Regions from separate parts of the Homo sapiens genome. Here region 2 is linked to region 1. Evidence: chromatin loops called from intact Hi-C (ENCODE). Cell type or tissue: B cell. All regions are shown on one strand. Links, peaks and the distances in the headings refer to the core of each region. The heading gives the core; the rest is flanking DNA. Region 1 holds the start of LOC105377035 (a long non-coding RNA gene). Region 2 overlaps GORASP1 (golgi reassembly stacking protein 1).

Region 1 (12,384 bases), core at 3,264-7,263:
CATGTTCCCCCACTGGACCCCAGCATGGGGATGGGGCATCTGAGAGCCTCAGGGGCCACCCCTTGCCCTCCTCAGGCCATTGGAAAGGCAGTCCCTCTGGCTGGGGAAGCTGCAGCACCAGCCCAATTGCAAAACACAGAAAAGCAGGAAGACAGTCACTCTGGACAGAAAGGGATGGCAGTCTTGGGAAAGTCAGAAGGAGCCACGACTACCCCTCCGGGGCCTGGGGCCCCAGACCTCCTGGCCGCCATGCAGAGTCTGCGGATGGCAACAGCTGAAGCCCAGAGCCTGCACCAGCAAGTTCTGAACAAGCACAAGCAGGGCCCCACCCCAACAGCCACTTCCAACCCCATCCAGGACGGTCTTCGGAAAGCTGGGGCTACCCAAAGCAACATAAGGCCTGGGGGTGGAAGTGATCCCCGGATCCCAGCAGCCCCCAGAAAGGTCAGTAGGGAAGAGCAAGCACTACCCAGAGGGCTGCCTGGGGGGTGGGTGACAATTCAGGATGGCATCTACACCGCTCATCCCGTGAGGACCTTTGACCCACCTGGGGGTGTCCAGCTTTCTCAGAGGGAACCCCAGTCAAGGCACAGGGAGACTGCCCTCTCAGTCCAGGCTCCCCGCCCACTCCAGGGAGGCCCAGGTCAGAGTACTGGGCCAGGGCGGGAGGAGCCTGGGGGCTGCACACAGATGGCCTGGGGGCCACCAGGGAAGGCGATGGCAGAAGTCTGCCCAGGGGGCCTCCAAGCTGCAGAGACCACCCTGAAGACTGCCCCTCTAGGCCGCCACATTCTGGCCTCTGGGCCCCAAGCTGCAGGTGCCAGCCCGCACCCCCATAATGCCTTTGTTCCTCCTCCTCCTACTCTCCCAGCTGCTGTGACAGGACCTGACTTTCCAGCTGGAGCCCACCGTGCTGAGGACTCCATCCAGCAAGCCTCTGAGCCCCTGAAGGACCCCCTTCTTCACTCCCACAGCAGCCCTGCTGGCCAGAGAACCCCTGGAGGGTCACAGACAAAGACCCCAAAACTGGACCCCACCATGCCCCCAAAGAAGAAGCCGCAGCTGCCCCCTAAACCTGCACACCTAACCCAGAGCCACCCTCCTCAGAGGCTGCCCAAGCCCTTGCCTCTATCTCCCAGCTTTTCCTCGGAGGTGGGGCAAAGAGAACACCAACGAGGTGAGAGAGATACAGCCATCCCTCAGCCAGCCAAGGTTCCCACTACTGTAGACCAGGGCCACATACCTCTGGCCAGATGTCCCAGTGGACATAGCCAGCCCAGCTTACAACATGGCCTCAGCACCACGGCCCCCAGGCCCACCAAGAATCAGGCTACAGGCAGCAATGCCCAGAGCTCTGAGCCCCCCAAGCTCAATGCCCTCAACCATGATCCCACCTCACCACAGTGGGGCCCCGGCCCCTCAGGAGAGCAGCCCATGGAAGGTTCCCACCAAGGGGCCCCTGAGAGCCCTGACAGTCTGCAAAGAAACCAGAAAGAGCTCCAGGGCCTCCTGAACCAGGTGCAAGCCCTGGAGAAGGAGGCCGCAAGCAGTGTGGACGTGCAGGCCCTGCGGAGGCTCTTTGAGGCCGTGCCCCAGCTGGGAGGGGCTGCTCCTCAGGCTCCTGCTGCCCACCAAAAGCCCGAGGCCTCAGTGGAGCAGGCCTTTGGGGAGCTGACACGGGTCAGCACGGAAGTTGCTCAACTGAAGGAACAGACCTTGGCAAGGCTGCTGGACATTGAAGAGGCTGTGCACAAGGCACTCAGCTCCATGTCTAGCCTCCAGCCTGAGGCCAGTGCCAGAGGCCATTTCCAGGGACCTCCAAAAGACCACAGTGCCCACAAGATCAGTGTCACAGTCAGCAGTAGCGCCAGGCCCAGTGGCTCAGGCCAGGAGGTCGGAGGTCAAACTGCAGTCAAGAACCAAGCCAAGGTTGAATGCCACACTGAGGCCCAGAGTCAAGTCAAGATCAGAAATCACACAGAGGCCAGAGGTCACACAGCCTCAACTGCCCCTTCCACCAGGAGGCAGGAGACATCAAGAGAGTATTTGTGCCCTCCTCGGGTTTTACCTTCCAGCCGAGATTCTCCCTCCTCCCCAACATTTATCTCCATCCAGTCGGCCACAAGGAAGCCTCTAGAGACTCCCAGCTTTAAGGGCAACCCTGATGTCTCAGTGAAAAGCACACAACTGGCTCAGGACATAGGCCAGGCCCTGCTCCACCAGAAAGGTGTCCAAGACAAAACTGGGAAGAAGGACATCACCCAGTGCTCTGTGCAACCTGAACCTGCCCCTCCCTCAGCCAGTCCCCTGCCCAGAGGGTGGCAAAAGAGTGTTCTGGAGCTACAGACGGGGCCAGGGAGCTCACAACACTATGGAGCCATGAGAACCGTGACTGAACAGTATGAGGAGGTGGACCAGTTTGGGAACACAGTCCTCATGTCTTCCACCACAGTCACCGAGCAGGCAGAGCCACCCAGGAACCCAGGCTCCCACCTCGGGCTCCACGCCTCCCCCTTGCTGAGGCAGTTCCTGCACAGCCCAGCTGGGTTCAGCAGTGACCTGACAGAAGCTGAGACGGTGCAGGTGTCCTGCAGCTACTCCCAGCCAGCTGCCCAGTGAGGCCCACCGCCTCCCACCACACCTGCCACCTGTTCCTGGCCTCCACTGCCCCAGGACTGAAGTGGGTACCTGCCTCCTGTACACTGGAGCAAGGACCAAGAGGAAATGGCATCTTCAGAGGATTACTGTGGGCCATTTCCCTTTCGCAGTTCTTTCAATAGGCCCAGTTCTTCCAAATGGAAAAAGAAAGGTCTGGAAGAGGCCCACAGAGTTGCACAGGCGTGGGGGTAGGATGGGGGCTCCCAGCTGCTTGTGGAGGATGTAATATATACAGACACACACATGTTTTTCACACAGGCCTGGCCCACGCATCGACATGTGTGAATTTGCACACCACTGCCTGAATTGGAGCCCCCCAGAGTGTCCCTCTACCCAGAGTTTTTATTTCTTTAATTAGTCTGAGTGTTCCCAGCCATCTGCTCCTTAATCCCTGGAGAGGAACAGAGCCAACTGGACACAGCGTTGGTCTCTGTTTGGAATCACTGTGAGGTCTCCAGAAGGACCTGGCCGCCAGCCCCTTCATCACCATCTCCATCATTCAGCTGGTCATCTGGTGGCCCAAAGGTCACCCAAAGAGTCAGCAATCAGCATGTCCCTAGAAGCCAAATGCACTGCCTTTCTCTGTCCCCATGACTGTCCCCCACTCTGCACCCCAAATGGGAAGCATACGGTCTGAATAAATCCAAGTTTTATTCTCTACTCTGTGCATGTCTGACTGTGTGTACATCTGTTCCAGTATGTGTTCCTACTGCAGGGGGAGAAAACAGCCACAACCTCCAGGTGCCTCGTCTTCCTAGCAACAGCAGTGTGGGAAGGCTCTAAAAGCCACCCCTTCTCCACCATCTTGGCTGGCAACCAGAAATGCCCTGCCCACACTTCTATTCTCCTTGCCCCTATCCCCATCACACACACACACACACACACACACACACACACACACACACACACAGTGCTGCCCTCTCTATCTCGACCTCGCCTCCTGGATGTTCTTGAATACCATCCTGGAGGGGTTCTTAGAATCCTGCCCCAGAGCTGGAGAGCAGCCCAGTCAGGACTGGGAAGCAGGAGGAACTCACGCCAGGAGAATTCCTGTGCCCAAGATGGCTGGATCACTTCTGCCTGTTCAGCCCAGGTGTTGTGTGCCAAGCAGTGGTTCCTGAGAAATGAAGTGCTCAGATCCTGGCCTGGAAAGTCAGGTTGTTTTGGTGAAGGGCCCTTTTCATGCTGTCTTTCAAAAATCACTAAGCATCTTCTGTATTCCAGGCCTGTTCTAGGCAGTGGGGACACAGAGGTGAGGTCCAATGGGGTCCCGCTTTCAGGGAACTTTTTAGAATGAGGAGACAGAGAGACAATAAATAAGAAAAATTAGATCAGGAATAGGGTGACGCATCTGACTAGGCCACTCTCCCACTTTGGGATAAGAGTCTTAAAATATGGTCATATGACAATGGCAGGTGACTGCCTTAGACGGAGTGGCCAAGGCAGGGCTCTCTAAGAAAAAAACACCTCAGCTGAGATCTAAATGACAAAGAGCAACTATGTGAAAATTGAGGGAGGAACCATGCTAGGTAGAGGGAACAGCACTTGCAAAGACCCCGAGGTGGAATAAATTTAGTTCCTGGGTTTCCTGGATACCCAGGCTTTTGAAACTAGGTTTGCCTCACACCAAGTTTATGTGGAAAGTCACCCACACTTTGCTTCAATGGAAGAGACAGGCCCCTAGCCTACCCCTAGCCCAGGGCCCAATCTTCCACAACCCTCACAGGCCCCTCATTGCCTGCTCAGCCAATATGGGTAGGGTTCCCTTGGGACAACACAGCTCTGATCTGGAAGGAGCCTGTGCCCTGTGGGAGACTGTGCTGTGTCAAGAATAATCAAGGTACCAAATCCACCTGCTTGAGCCTGGTACATGAATCTTGTTGATCCCCTGCCTTCTGTGGGATCTCACTTGATTACAGGGCCCAGTGGCCTATATAGCATGACGGTTCTCCTCAATGTTCTCATCTGTAAAGTGGGCACAGCTATATTACCTACTATTGTGAAGATTAAGTGAATTAACCCATTTATGCCTGAGGTCGCAATTTTTTGAATTTTTGTAATCAGACCTTGGCAATGACCTTGAGCAGTCGCATAAATAACTCCCACATGCTTAGCGTTCCAATAATGGAACACTAGGCAGTATAAAGTGCTTGAAGCTATGCCTGGCATCTGGAACTCCAAGACACTCACTTTTAGTATTATTGTAATTTTAAAAAAATATATATCTTCTTTCTTACCTCCAGGGGGGTCACTGTCTCATTCATCTTGGTACGTCTTTACCACAAGTGCCTAGAGGGCACTCCATAAATGTCAAATAAATGAATGCATAAAGAATGAAATGATTGAGTAAATCTGCCGATTCATCCAAGTAACTTTTATTGAGCACCTCATTCATGCCAGGTTCTGTTCAGAGTGCTGAGAACAGAGATGAACAAGGCAGAATTTGTGCCTCAGTTTATGGAACTTAGGTTTCAAGAGGGAAGGCAATATAGGTAGAAGCAGACAAGATAATTTTAGAGGGGAGAAATACTGTGAAGGAAATAAAAAACAAAGTCCAAGAGAAAAGGTTAGCAGTTCCTTCAACTTGGGTGGTCAGGGAAGGCATCTCAGCGGAGGTGACCCGAATGACAGAAGAGCCAGTCCGATTGGTTGGAGGTGGCGGCCTAGGGGGAAGAGTGGGGAGAGGTGACTGGGCCGGTGGTGCGCGCCGGCGGCGGCGTGCACAGAGGAGAGAAGCGGCTTCTCGGCGAGGCCCCTCCCGGTGCCCTGCACACCTGCGGCCACGCGTGCCGCCGAGGAGGGGCGGGGGCGGGCGGGGCTGAAGGCGCACCCCGCGGGAGGCGGAGCGCGTGGCGACCAGACCCCGCCCCCGGAGCCCGCAGGGCGTGTTCCCACCGGCCGTCGCCAAGGTGACGATGAGGACTAAGGGGCCGCCGAGTTCAGAACGTTCGGGCGGCGGCGGCTGTTGCTGGGAGACGCCCGGCAGGCGTGCAGCCAGGGACTGGCTCTGCACTGCAGACGCCGGGCGCCAGGACGCGCCGTCCTGGCCAGCCCTCTCGCTGAGGCTCCCTTCGGATTCCAGACGGATACAGGGTTCCTGTCCTCACCCACGTCTAGATCCTGCCCGGGACCTGCAGGACTGGGCGCCTCCTCCCTCCCTGGTGCTCTCTGTCATTGCCTCTGTGTCCGGAATTTGTCCACCAGTCCCCATCTTCACCGCCATCACCATGTCTCAGGCCACCGTCCATCCTCCCTTCCCTGGGGGATTAGGCACTGCCATAGCCTCCCCAATGGTCCTCCTCCCTTTGCCCTGTGTGTCCTTACGCTCTGTCCTCCACCAGGCAGCCAGAACTCTTACTAAGAATTGACCAGATCCAGTCACTCCTGCATAATACCCTCCACCGGCTCCCCAGCTCACTCAGTCTTAAATCCAAACTCCTCTCAGTGACCTGTAGGACCAGAATGACTTGCCTCTCTGCCTTCTTCTCCACCTTCGTTGGCCCCACTCTCCTCCTCACCCACATCACCCTAGTCACACTGTCTTTCTTGCTCTTCTCAGAACATACCAAGCTGATTTCTGCCTCCAGACCTTTGTACTTGATGAACCCTCTGGCTGAAAGTCTCTTCTCCCAGAGGGTTAGCGGTTGAGCTCCTTCTCACTCAGGTCTCAGTTCCAATGTCTCTCCAGAAAGGCCTTTCCTGATCAGTCCTCCCCCCTTCCCCCATCTAAAGAGGCCCTTATTTTCATGCTGTTTTATGTTTTCCCATATTTCCCTCTCACAATATGAAATTATCTTGCTCACTTATTCACTTGTTTCTTAGTGTTCTAGATAGTATTTCTGCATAGCAAACCACCCCAAACAGGAATTTGGACAGAGCACAGTGGGCATGGCTTGTTTCTGTGCCACAATGTTTGGGACATCAGCAGGGATGTCAACCAGAACACACATGTGTGGCCTTTCCATGTGGCCTGGGCTTCCTCACAACATGGCAATCTCTGGGTTGTCGAACTTCCTAAGTTGTAGCTCCAAAGACATGTCCCATCTAACAAGGCAGAAGCTATATCACCTCTTATGATCTAGTCTCAGAAGTCATGAAAAATCACATCTGTAACCAACATGCCGTTGGTTACAAGTGAGTCACAAGTCTGCCCAGATTGAAAGGAAGGGGGTATTGGACATCACCTTTTGGTAGGGAAGAGGCAAAATTCTAGAACATGCATACATCTTTGGAAAGTGACATCTCCACAGTCAGTCTTCCCCCCACTGAAGTAGCATCTCCATGAAGAACCACGTCTTATTTGATTTTTATTGCATCCCCAGTGCTAGAATGGTACCAGAACACATAGTAAGTGCTAGATTCGTGTTTTAGAGTGAATACATGAAGGATTATCTTTCAAGGAGTCATTCAGACCCAGCTCTTCTCCCTGTAAGTGTATTTCCTGTCCCAGCCCTTGCTTTTGGCCTGATCTGCTCTGGAGAAAGCCCAGTGTTTGTATTGGAGGGTGGGAGTCAAGCCTATTATGGGGGTGGGGATGCGCACATAAAAACAGTTATTGGGGATTAAGAAGTAGGTAGCCAATGAGTTTATGGGGCAGTTTTCTACTGAAAGGGTATTGAAAACCTAGTCTGCTTTTCCCCATTCTTTATTCTGGAAATGTCCAAGTGAGGTGGTTTTGTCCTCCAGGCCATAGTGAGCAGGAAAGTGTCCCAACTTGCAGGGTCTGGGCAAGAGGTGGCCCTGAAGCTGCCCACAAGCCTGTGAAGTTACTCGAAGTCTCCTTGCTTTGTTATTTGTGAAAGACCTTCCATTTGATCTTCCCAAAGTCCTGGTGCACATACACGTTCTCCTCCCGTCTTCCTATTTTCCAAGAGGGGTAGCAGCATCTGCCATTCACCCAAGCCAGAGAAGATAGCCCAGGCTTCTCTCTGCATTACTGCCTCATATCAGTGGGCTTCGGCTTCCCAAGTATGTCTTCCCCTTGCCCCCTGCTTCATTTCCACATTGATTTGTGAGCTCCAACATGTGACTACCATAGCAACAGCCTCCTCATTTCTCTCCCCACCACCAGTGCCACCCCCAAACCATCAGTCCTCCAATCCAGCCTTGCAGCAGTTTCTCACCACCTCTGTCGCCTTAAAATCCACACTTCTTAGGTCATTCAAGGCCCTTCCTGTGCAGCTGTTCCTGTGTTTATGGCCTCCTCCAGGAGGGGAGAATTCTATCCTCTAGGTCCTTTCATGTTCTTTCCAGGCTGTGTCACATCGCTCTGATTTTACCCAGGGCCAACTCACCCATCCGGCACAGGGGGCAACACTGCCTAGGGTCCACAATCCTTTTAGAAGCTCATGAAAATGTTTAACTCATTTTACTATCAGAAGGGAAAAACAAACTTTCAGGCCGAAGAAATTGTTTGAATATATAACATTAACATATTCGGCTTTATACCACCACAGTCGTAAAATATACTTTTAAATATTTTTTTATGGAAAAGGAGCCCATTAAGGCAAAGGTACTTAGGGCCCACAAAAATCATAATGGGGTTCTGGTTTTGGTTATGCTGTCCTTCCCCCCAGCCTGTGGCAGAGCTGCCTAGTTAGATGCCCAGCTAACTTCCGAAGAAAACTCTAGCAGAGGCTTTGCCTGGGAACCCTCAGGAACCACTCCCTGGTCCCAAATCAGGAGCTATGAGGACTGAGGTCCGTGTCCCCAACCCCCACCTGCGTCCCGGAAGGCAGGCACGGGGGTGCCCTGCTGCGGGCCAAGGGGGCGGTACTCGGGTCTCGCTGGCTGCAGCTCGCCCGCCCGCCCTGCCAGCTCCACCCGACCTAATCGGAAAAAGGAAGCTGGCCCTGAGCTGTTCTCTCTCTTCTTCCTCAAAAGCTCCGCCCACCACCCCCTTCCCACCCCCTTCCCACCCCGCGCCTCCCCAGTTACGTTTCTTACGAAAAAGTGCTGCTGAGAATTCCCAGAAAGTCCCGGATATGAAGTCACTCGCGTGAGGTCACCGAGCCTGGTTCCAAGAATCAGAAGCTTGTGGGGGAGAAAGGAAAGCGCAGAAAAAGAAGGAGCAGTGATCGGAGTTGTGGGTGCTGTCGCGGCCAGGGGCGGGAGGCGGGAGGCGGGAAGGGCCCCGCCCCCTCCCCCCTCCGCCCCCTCCCCCCCCCGCCCCCGCTAGATCGGCAGGGTCCCAGGCGTCTCCAATCAGGCCTTGGCCGGTGTGACCCCTGGAAAAGTTCCAAAGGAAACTAGGCTTCACTACCATATTAGAGAAATGCCGACTGAACACAGAAATACCGATCCTTATTGACCAAGATCAAAAAGTCTGATACTGCATGGTGTTGGAGCAGATGGGGAAACAGCAGTGTTTATCCACTGTTGTCAGGGAGAGAGAACTGGCCGGGTCTGCCAGTTTGGAGAACAACTTGGAAATATGATCAGAATTTTAAATGAGCATACCTTTTGACCTAACAATCGCACATCTAGGAACTTATCCTACTGAGAAATACAAGGATAAATGCTTAAGAGAGTTTTCAGCAGCATCATTTGAAATACTGAAGGTTAGAACCCACCTAGATGTCCATCATAGGAAACTAGTCTAAAAAATGCCATGGTACATCCGTACTCTGGAATACTATGTGCTGTGAAAAAGAATGAGGCAGCTGTTTATGAGCCAGCTCTGTGTTCCCCATTACGGTCTTTTTTGTGTATGTGTGTGACAGGGTCTTATTCTGTCTCCTGGGCTGCAGTGCAGTGGTGCAGTCATGGCTCACTTAAGTGATCCTCCCACCTCAGCCTGCCAAGTAGCTGGGACCACCGGTGCACGCCACCATGGCTGGATAATATTTTTCAATTTTTTGTAGAGATGGGGGTCTCACTATGTTGCCCAAGCAGGTCTTAAACTCCTGGGCTCAAGAGATCCACCCCCCTCAGCCTCCCAAAGTGCTGGGATTACAGGCGTGAGTCACCACACCTGGTCTGGTCATTTCTTAAAGGTATATATTCATTCAACAGACATGTTTTGAGCACCTACAAAGTGCACGGCACATTGCAGATACTGGCAATAAAACAGAGGACAAAACAGCTTATGGGGATGGGGGAAAACCAATAAAATGCATCAAGTGGTGATAAGTGCTTTGGAGGAGACTCACTCAGAGCAAGGGGTACAGAAAATGTCAGGGTTGTGCTATGTTAGATTGGGTGGTCAGGGAAGGCCTCTGGGACAAGTTGACTTGGGAGCAGAGACCAGAATGATGGGAGAGAATGTCACCTATCTGCCCGGTGTAGGGCCTAGCCTGTGCCCAGGATTTTACTTGGACATAAAGACCAGCCAGGAGGCCAGCAAAGCTGAAGAGGAGCGGGCAGGGTCACAGTGGTAGGAGGAACAGTAGTGAAAGAGAGGAGGAGGAGGGTCAGGTAGGACTTCCTAGGCTTTTGTGAGGATTTTGGCTTTCATAGCCATTGGAGGGTCTTGCACAAAGAAGTGACATGACTCGACTTAGGTTTTAAAGGATCCCTCTGGCTGCTGAGTGGAGACTACTACAGAGGGGCAAGGGTAGAATCTGAGAGCCCAGGAAGGAGGCTGCTGCAACCATGGGAGATACAGCAGGGCTGGACCAGGGTGGTAGGAGATGTCACGCAGTGATCTGCTTCCGGGTACATTCTGATAGTAGAGCTGATAGGATTTGCTGATAGCCCCAGATGTAAGTATGAGAGAAAGAGGAGTGTGTAACTATAAGCATGGAGTTATCTTTCATCAGGAGAGGGAAGCTGGTGGGAGGAGCAAGATTTTGGGGGACCGGGGTGAAGAATCAGTCTGAACTCACATGGGTTGGGAATTCAGGAGTGATGGAAACATGAGAGCTGTTTGGAATTTGTAGCAGAGAGGGTCCTAGGGAGAGACAGCTGGCACCCTGGAATTGGGAAATTTGAGGAGGGTTTAATAAAAGGAGCCTTTAGAAAAGAGTAGCAGGATGTAGAGAAACCAGGAGGGCAGTGTAGGCCCCCAGGGCTAGTAACAGTGGGGCCTTAACCATCCATAGTTCTGAAGGAGTGAGAAGAGGGAGTTGCTGGAACCTGGGGACAAAGATAGCTAAAAGATAGCTGAGTGGAGAAGACAACATCTAAACTCATGTGATTTCATCCAAGGAAGGGGATTTATCTTTTTTTTTTTTTTTTTTTTTTTTTGAGATGGAGTCTTGCTCTGTCACCCAGGCTGGGGGGGTGCAGTGGCACAATCTTGGCTCACTGCAACCTCCGCCTCCCAGGTTCAAGTGATTCTCCTGCCTCAGCCTCCCGAGTAGCTGGGATTACAGGTGTGCGCCACCACACCTGGCTAACTTTTGTATTTTTAGTAGAGACAGCATTTCACCATGTTGGCTAGGCTGGTCTCGAACTCCTGACCTCAGGTGATCCACCCGCCTTGGCCTCCCAAAGTGCTGGGATTACAGGTGTGAGTCACCACACCAGCCTGGGATTTATCTTTTAATAGACAAGTTTGTATGTTGCCAACTGACAGGAGCTGAGGCCTTTGGTGGAAAAATGCAGCCAGTCCATGGCAACCCTACAGGGAGAACAAATATCCTGACCTCACTCTCCACCCCTCCTCCAAAGGCTGTGGGAAGCCAGAGAGCAAGAGAGCCCATGGATGCAGCACATATGGGTCAGTCCCCAGCCCAGAGCAGGGAGGAGAAGGATTGCAAGCGGGTCTGGAGTGGCGCATGGAGGCCAGGGACGCAGGAGCCAGCAGTGAAGGTGATCCGCAAAGCCATAAGGCTGGAGAAGGGATCTCTTAGGAAGTGAGGCAGATAGAAAAGTGGACCCAGTTCACTGTCCTGGGGCCCTCCAATATTTAGAGATTGAGAGATAAAATAGAGCCAGGAAAGGAACCGCCAAAGGAGCAGTCAGTAAGACAGGAGAACAGAGAGCTGTGCCTGAGGCCAAGGGAAGCAAGTGTGTCTAGGAAGGGGAAGGGAGGCAGGGCTGAGATGAAGACTCCAGAGAGGTCTAGTAGGATGAGGGTGTGTGTGTCTGTAAATAATGTACATAGCATATTTCTGGAAAGCAACAAAAACTCTTTTTAAAAATTTTTATTTTTATTTTTATTTTTTTTGAGACGGAGTCTCTGTCACCCAGGCTGGAGTGCAGTGGCGTGATCTCGGCTACTGCAAGCTCTGCCTCCTGGGTTCACGCCATTCTCCTGCCTCACCCTCCCTAGTAGCTGGGACTACAGGTGCCCACCACCATGCCCAGCTAATTTTTTGTATTTTTAGTAGAGACAGGGTTTCACCGTGTTAGCCAGGATGGTCTCGATCTCCTGACCTCGTGATCCGCCCGCCTCGGCCTCCCAAATTGCTAGGATTACAGGCGTGAGCCACCGCGCCCGGCCCACAGTTTTTTTTAATCAGTTGAAAGACAGGCTTGGAAAAAAACAAACATCCCCATCAAAAAGTGGGCAAAGGACATGAACAGGCATTTTTCAAAAGAAGACAAACATGTGGCCAACAAGTATATTAAAAAAACCTCAATAGCACTGATCATTAAAGAAATGCAAACCAAAACCACAATGAGATACCATCTCACGCCAGTCAGAATGGTGATTATTAAAAGATCAAAAAATAACAGATGCTGGTGAGGTTGCGGAGAAAAGGGAATGCTTAACACTGTTGGTGGGAGTGTAAATTACTTCTGCCATTGTGGAAAGCGGTGTGCCAATTCCTCAAAGAC
Region 2 (4,000 bases), core at 1-4,000, 80 kb after region 1:
ACTAAGGCCCTTGCCCCATCTCAGGCCCAGACTTGTCTGAGGGTCCTAGCCTGGGCATGAGGTGGCCTTGGAGTCAGCCCCATTGCCCCCACAGAACAAGGAGAATGACACCCTGAAGGCACTACTGAAAGCCAATGTGGAGAAGCCCGTGAAGCTGGAGGTGTTCAATATGAAGACCATGAGGGTGCGCGAGGTGGAGGTGGTGCCCAGCAACATGTGGGGCGGCCAGGGCCTACTGGGTGCCAGTGTGCGCTTCTGCAGCTTCCGCAGGGCCAGTGAGCAGGTGTGGCATGTGCTGGTGAGTGTGGGGTATGGCAGGGCAGGGTGTGTCGGAAGGATGAGTTTACTGGGGCAGGTCTGGGTGTGGGCGGGGTGTGAGGGGGTACATGCAGGAGTGGAGTGGGAGCCTTGGAGCAGTGGCCAGGGAAGACTGAGGGCAGGATGTGGTCTCATTCCAGTGTCCCAGAGAGGGCAGCTCATTACTACCTGAACAGTGTATCTTGCTTCCTGTTAGCCATGACTTTGGGTACTTTCTTACCTTCTATACCTAGGTTACTTAATTTGAAAGGTAGAAATATCATCTACTGGAATGGTGGTTGGACTGCTGGAATGCTGCTGCTTTTATTATTCTCTGTGTCTCTCCGTGTGTGTGTTGCATGACAACGTTTCAGTCAACCACGGACTGCATATACAATAGTGATCCCATAAGATTATAATACCATATTTTTACTGTACCTGTTCTATGCCTGAATGTTTAGACACACAGATACTTAATTGTGTTACAGTTGCCTACAGTACTCAGTATAGTAACATGCTGTGCAGGTTTGTAGCCTAGGAGCAACAGGCCATAGCATATACTCCAGGTGTCTAGTAGGCTATGTGTAGGTTAAGTTCTATGATGTTTGCACAACAATGAAGTCAACTAACAATGCATTTCTCAGAATATATCCCTGTCATTAAGCAATGTGACTGTAAATATACTGTTTTTTCTGGTATATTCTTATATGATTAATCGATATCTTAACCTCAGTGACCAAGCTGTCATAGATGTTAGTCTGTCCACAGACACACATGCACACCCAACACCTGTGCCCATTGATGGTATCTAAGTTCTTGAATGCTCAGTCCTGTAGCCTGGTGGAAGGAGGGTGCTCTGAACTAGAAGTTGGCTGATTTGTTTTCTAGCCACTTATTTTTCTCACTGACTTCTTGGGAGAGCCTGGCCAAGTTTCTCAACTTTCACAGCCTGCCTTAATCTGCCCATGAGGGAAAGGGGACTGATGATGCAAATTGCTTTGCATTTCCCAGGGAGACTGGGAGATTGGGAGTGGTGGAACTTTCCAAGGGAGAAGGGAATCCTTATTTGTACCCAGTTTTGCTCATTGCCCTCACCTCCAACCCCTAGGAGTCTTTAGCCACATGCCTGCAGCAGAAGCAGCAATGTAGTGGGTGCTCCTGTAGCCAAGGTGTGCTTTTCTTCTTTTCATATATTTATTTATTTTTCTCAGCAACCCTATCATTAGGTACTGTGTATCTTACTTTTAATTGTGGGGAAACTGAGGCTAGGAGAGGTTCAATAATGTGTTTATAGTCATATAGCTGGGCAGCTGGAGCCAGGGGTTGAGCCCGGGGTCAGATTCCAGAGCCTGGTGCTGAGCCTTATCATGGTACTGCCCTCTGCTGGACAGGCTGTAGACCTGGGGGAGATAGGGGAATGGAGGGGTGAAATGAGGGAGTATGGGCTTGAAGCCCTGCTTAGGGATAGAGGACAAGTGTCCCACTCACTACCTCAAGAGGCAGTTCCCCCTGCCCTTTCCCATCCCCCAACCCCACCTCTAGTAGCATGGCCAGTGGTTTGCGGTTCTTTCCCCAGGATGTGGAACCATCTTCACCTGCTGCCCTTGCCGGCCTGCGCCCCTACACAGACTATGTGGTTGGTTCGGACCAGATTCTCCAGGAGGTGAGGAACCCGCAATTTGCCCCTCCCCAGACCCTCTGGATGTGGTGTGAAGAGAAGGGTGCTGTCCATGAGAAGTGTCTGGTTTTGTTGAGGCTTTAGCCCTGGAAGCAGGCCTCAGGTGCTATGCGTTTCTCACAGTCCGAGGACTTCTTTACGCTCATCGAGTCTCATGAGGGGAAGCCCTTGAAGCTGATGGTGTATAACTCCAAGTCAGACTCCTGCCGGGAGGTGACTGTAACTCCCAACGCAGCCTGGGGTGGAGAGGGCAGGTACTTCGTGGGGTTGGAGGGCTGCAGGGCCAGGTGGGTGGGGCCTGACCATTGGGCATGGACCTCAGAGTTCTATGGTGGAGATGGAGGAGGGTTGGGCCCTGGGCCCAGGGATCCTGAGGCTGACCGGTATTTCAGAAGTACCCTTTTCAGCCCCCTTATTGCTGGTAGTAGGTGGGGATAGCAAAGGTAGGGAGGGCCGTGGGACAAGCCCCTGGATTGAATGTTTCTGGCCTTCGGCAGTCTGGGATGTGGCATTGGCTATGGGTATCTACACCGGATCCCAACTCAGCCCCCCAGCTACCACAAGAAGCCACCTGGCACCCCACCACCTTCTGCTCTACCACTTGGTGCCCCACCACCTGATGCTCTACCACCTGGACCCACCCCCGAGGACTCTCCTTCCCTGGAGACAGGTTCCAGGCAGAGTGACTACATGGAGGTATGTGGGGAGAATCTGCCAACTGGGAAGACAGAAAACTCTAGAGGCTGCCCTTGGGGAGCCATCAGCAACCCTCACCAGGGGCCTTTGTGATCTGAGAGGCCCATGTACTTCTGGGACCCAGTGGGAGCAGGCAGGCCATGCCTGGAGCAGTGAAACTCACTTTTGGCTTTCCTGCCCCTTGGGTCTAGAAGTGAGGGTGGAGGTGAAGCACCAGTTGTCATCTTCATTTCATGAGTGGGAAACTGAGGCTCAGAGATGGGTGCTTGCTGTGCCTGTGAGTTGTGGCAAAACTGGACAAAGGGCTAGGCCTTCAGAGCCACAGTTGGGATGGTTGTCTAGCCAAGTCTGCAGGGAAGTGCTGGCCCTGCCTTCACAGCTGATGAGTGGGTCCTCTGAGAGCACCTTTGGGCACTGGGCTGGTGCCTTGGGTCTAGGCCAGGGAGTATTCAAGGATGTTCTCCAGGTATGCCTGAATTCAAGGAAGCCCCTCTCTTCTAATGAGTCATTGATGGGGCAAAGGGAATGTGTTGGGGCCAGGTGGGCACCTGGGATTCCTTGTCTGAGTGCAAAGAGTGCTCCCTCTCAGTGCCAACACTGCAGGGAGGCCAGGCCAGGCCCCTCAGGCCTGACTTCCTATCACCAATAGAAGAAGGGGTGGTTTATTAAGGCCATTTCCTTCCTTTAGGCAGAGCAGTGTTCCTGGGACAAGTGGGGACTGGTGGTTAGGTTGGACTGCAAAATTCTTCACCTTGAGGCACTGTCCTGATTGTCCCCTACCCATTTCTTCTTCTTTCCTAGGCCCTGCTGCAGGCACCTGGCTCCTCCATGGAGGATCCCCTTCCTGGGCCTGGGAGTCCCAGCCACAGTGCTCCAGACCCTGATGGACTTCCCCATTTCATGGAGACTCCTCTTCAGCCCCCACCTCCAGTGCAGCGAGTTATGGACCCAGGTACTGGGCAGGCCCTGGAGAGGAGTGGGCCCCAGGCTTGGGGCTGGACTTTGGCAGCTATGTCAAAACTTTCCCCAGGCCTTGCTGACCCCTCATATCTCATGTATACCAAGATATTTAATAGTTGCATATCATCCAATCTAGTATACAGATGGGGAGTCTGTAGTCCAGAGAAGAGAGGTAGCCTCCTTCAGGTCACACAGCAAATTGGACACAGAGCAGAGTCTATGCCTACTGCCACTGTGCTATTCACATGATGACCAACTCCAGGCCCCTTTCTTTCCTCAGAAACAGGCAGTGTGGGAACCTCTTTGAGGTTGGGTGAGGGGTATCACCAGGGGCTGAGGAGATTACAGTCTCACAGGCTGGGCCAGATG

Evidence for each region. Hi-C counts contacts between places; a loop is a spot of excess contacts. Peaks named below come from ENCODE experiments on the same cell type or tissue, not always from the same donor. Only the 100,000 strongest peaks of a DNase experiment are listed, where the experiment ranks them.
Region 2: it touches region 1 in a loop (8-fold over the local background); 49 of 110 quality-filtered maps call a loop at or near these places.

The regions. Positions count from the first base shown.
Region 1 is chr3:39,174,149-39,186,532 of GRCh38, reverse strand. It overlaps XIRP1 (xin actin binding repeat containing 1), which reads left to right. Exons shown (of 2, transcript NM_194293.4): 2 at 1-3,318. The coding sequence ends at 2,619. LOC105377035 (a long non-coding RNA gene) reads right to left here and starts at 8,784. Exons shown (of 2, transcript XR_940740.3): 1 at 8,605-8,784; 2 at 5,012-5,321. It overlaps LOC101928263 (a long non-coding RNA gene), which reads right to left. Exons shown (of 3, transcript XR_245209.4): 3 at 12,282-12,384. RefSeq lists a silencer at 5,236-5,645. In B cell, for the core only: no CTCF peak of the experiment used is centred there; a DNase peak (open chromatin) is centred at 5,512; H3K4me3 peaks cover 962 bases; H3K27ac peaks cover 341 bases.
Region 2 is chr3:39,098,976-39,102,975 of GRCh38, reverse strand. GORASP1 (golgi reassembly stacking protein 1) reads left to right here. Exons shown (of 9, transcript NM_031899.4): 3 at 95-298; 4 at 1,874-1,960; 5 at 2,099-2,229; 6 at 2,473-2,671; 7 at 3,473-3,623. Among named protein-coding and RNA genes, the nearest start is that of GORASP1, 6.7 kb to the left of the region's middle. In B cell, for the core only: a CTCF peak has its summit at 1,710 (motif pointing left); a DNase peak (open chromatin) is centred at 1,665; H3K27ac peaks cover 1,169 bases.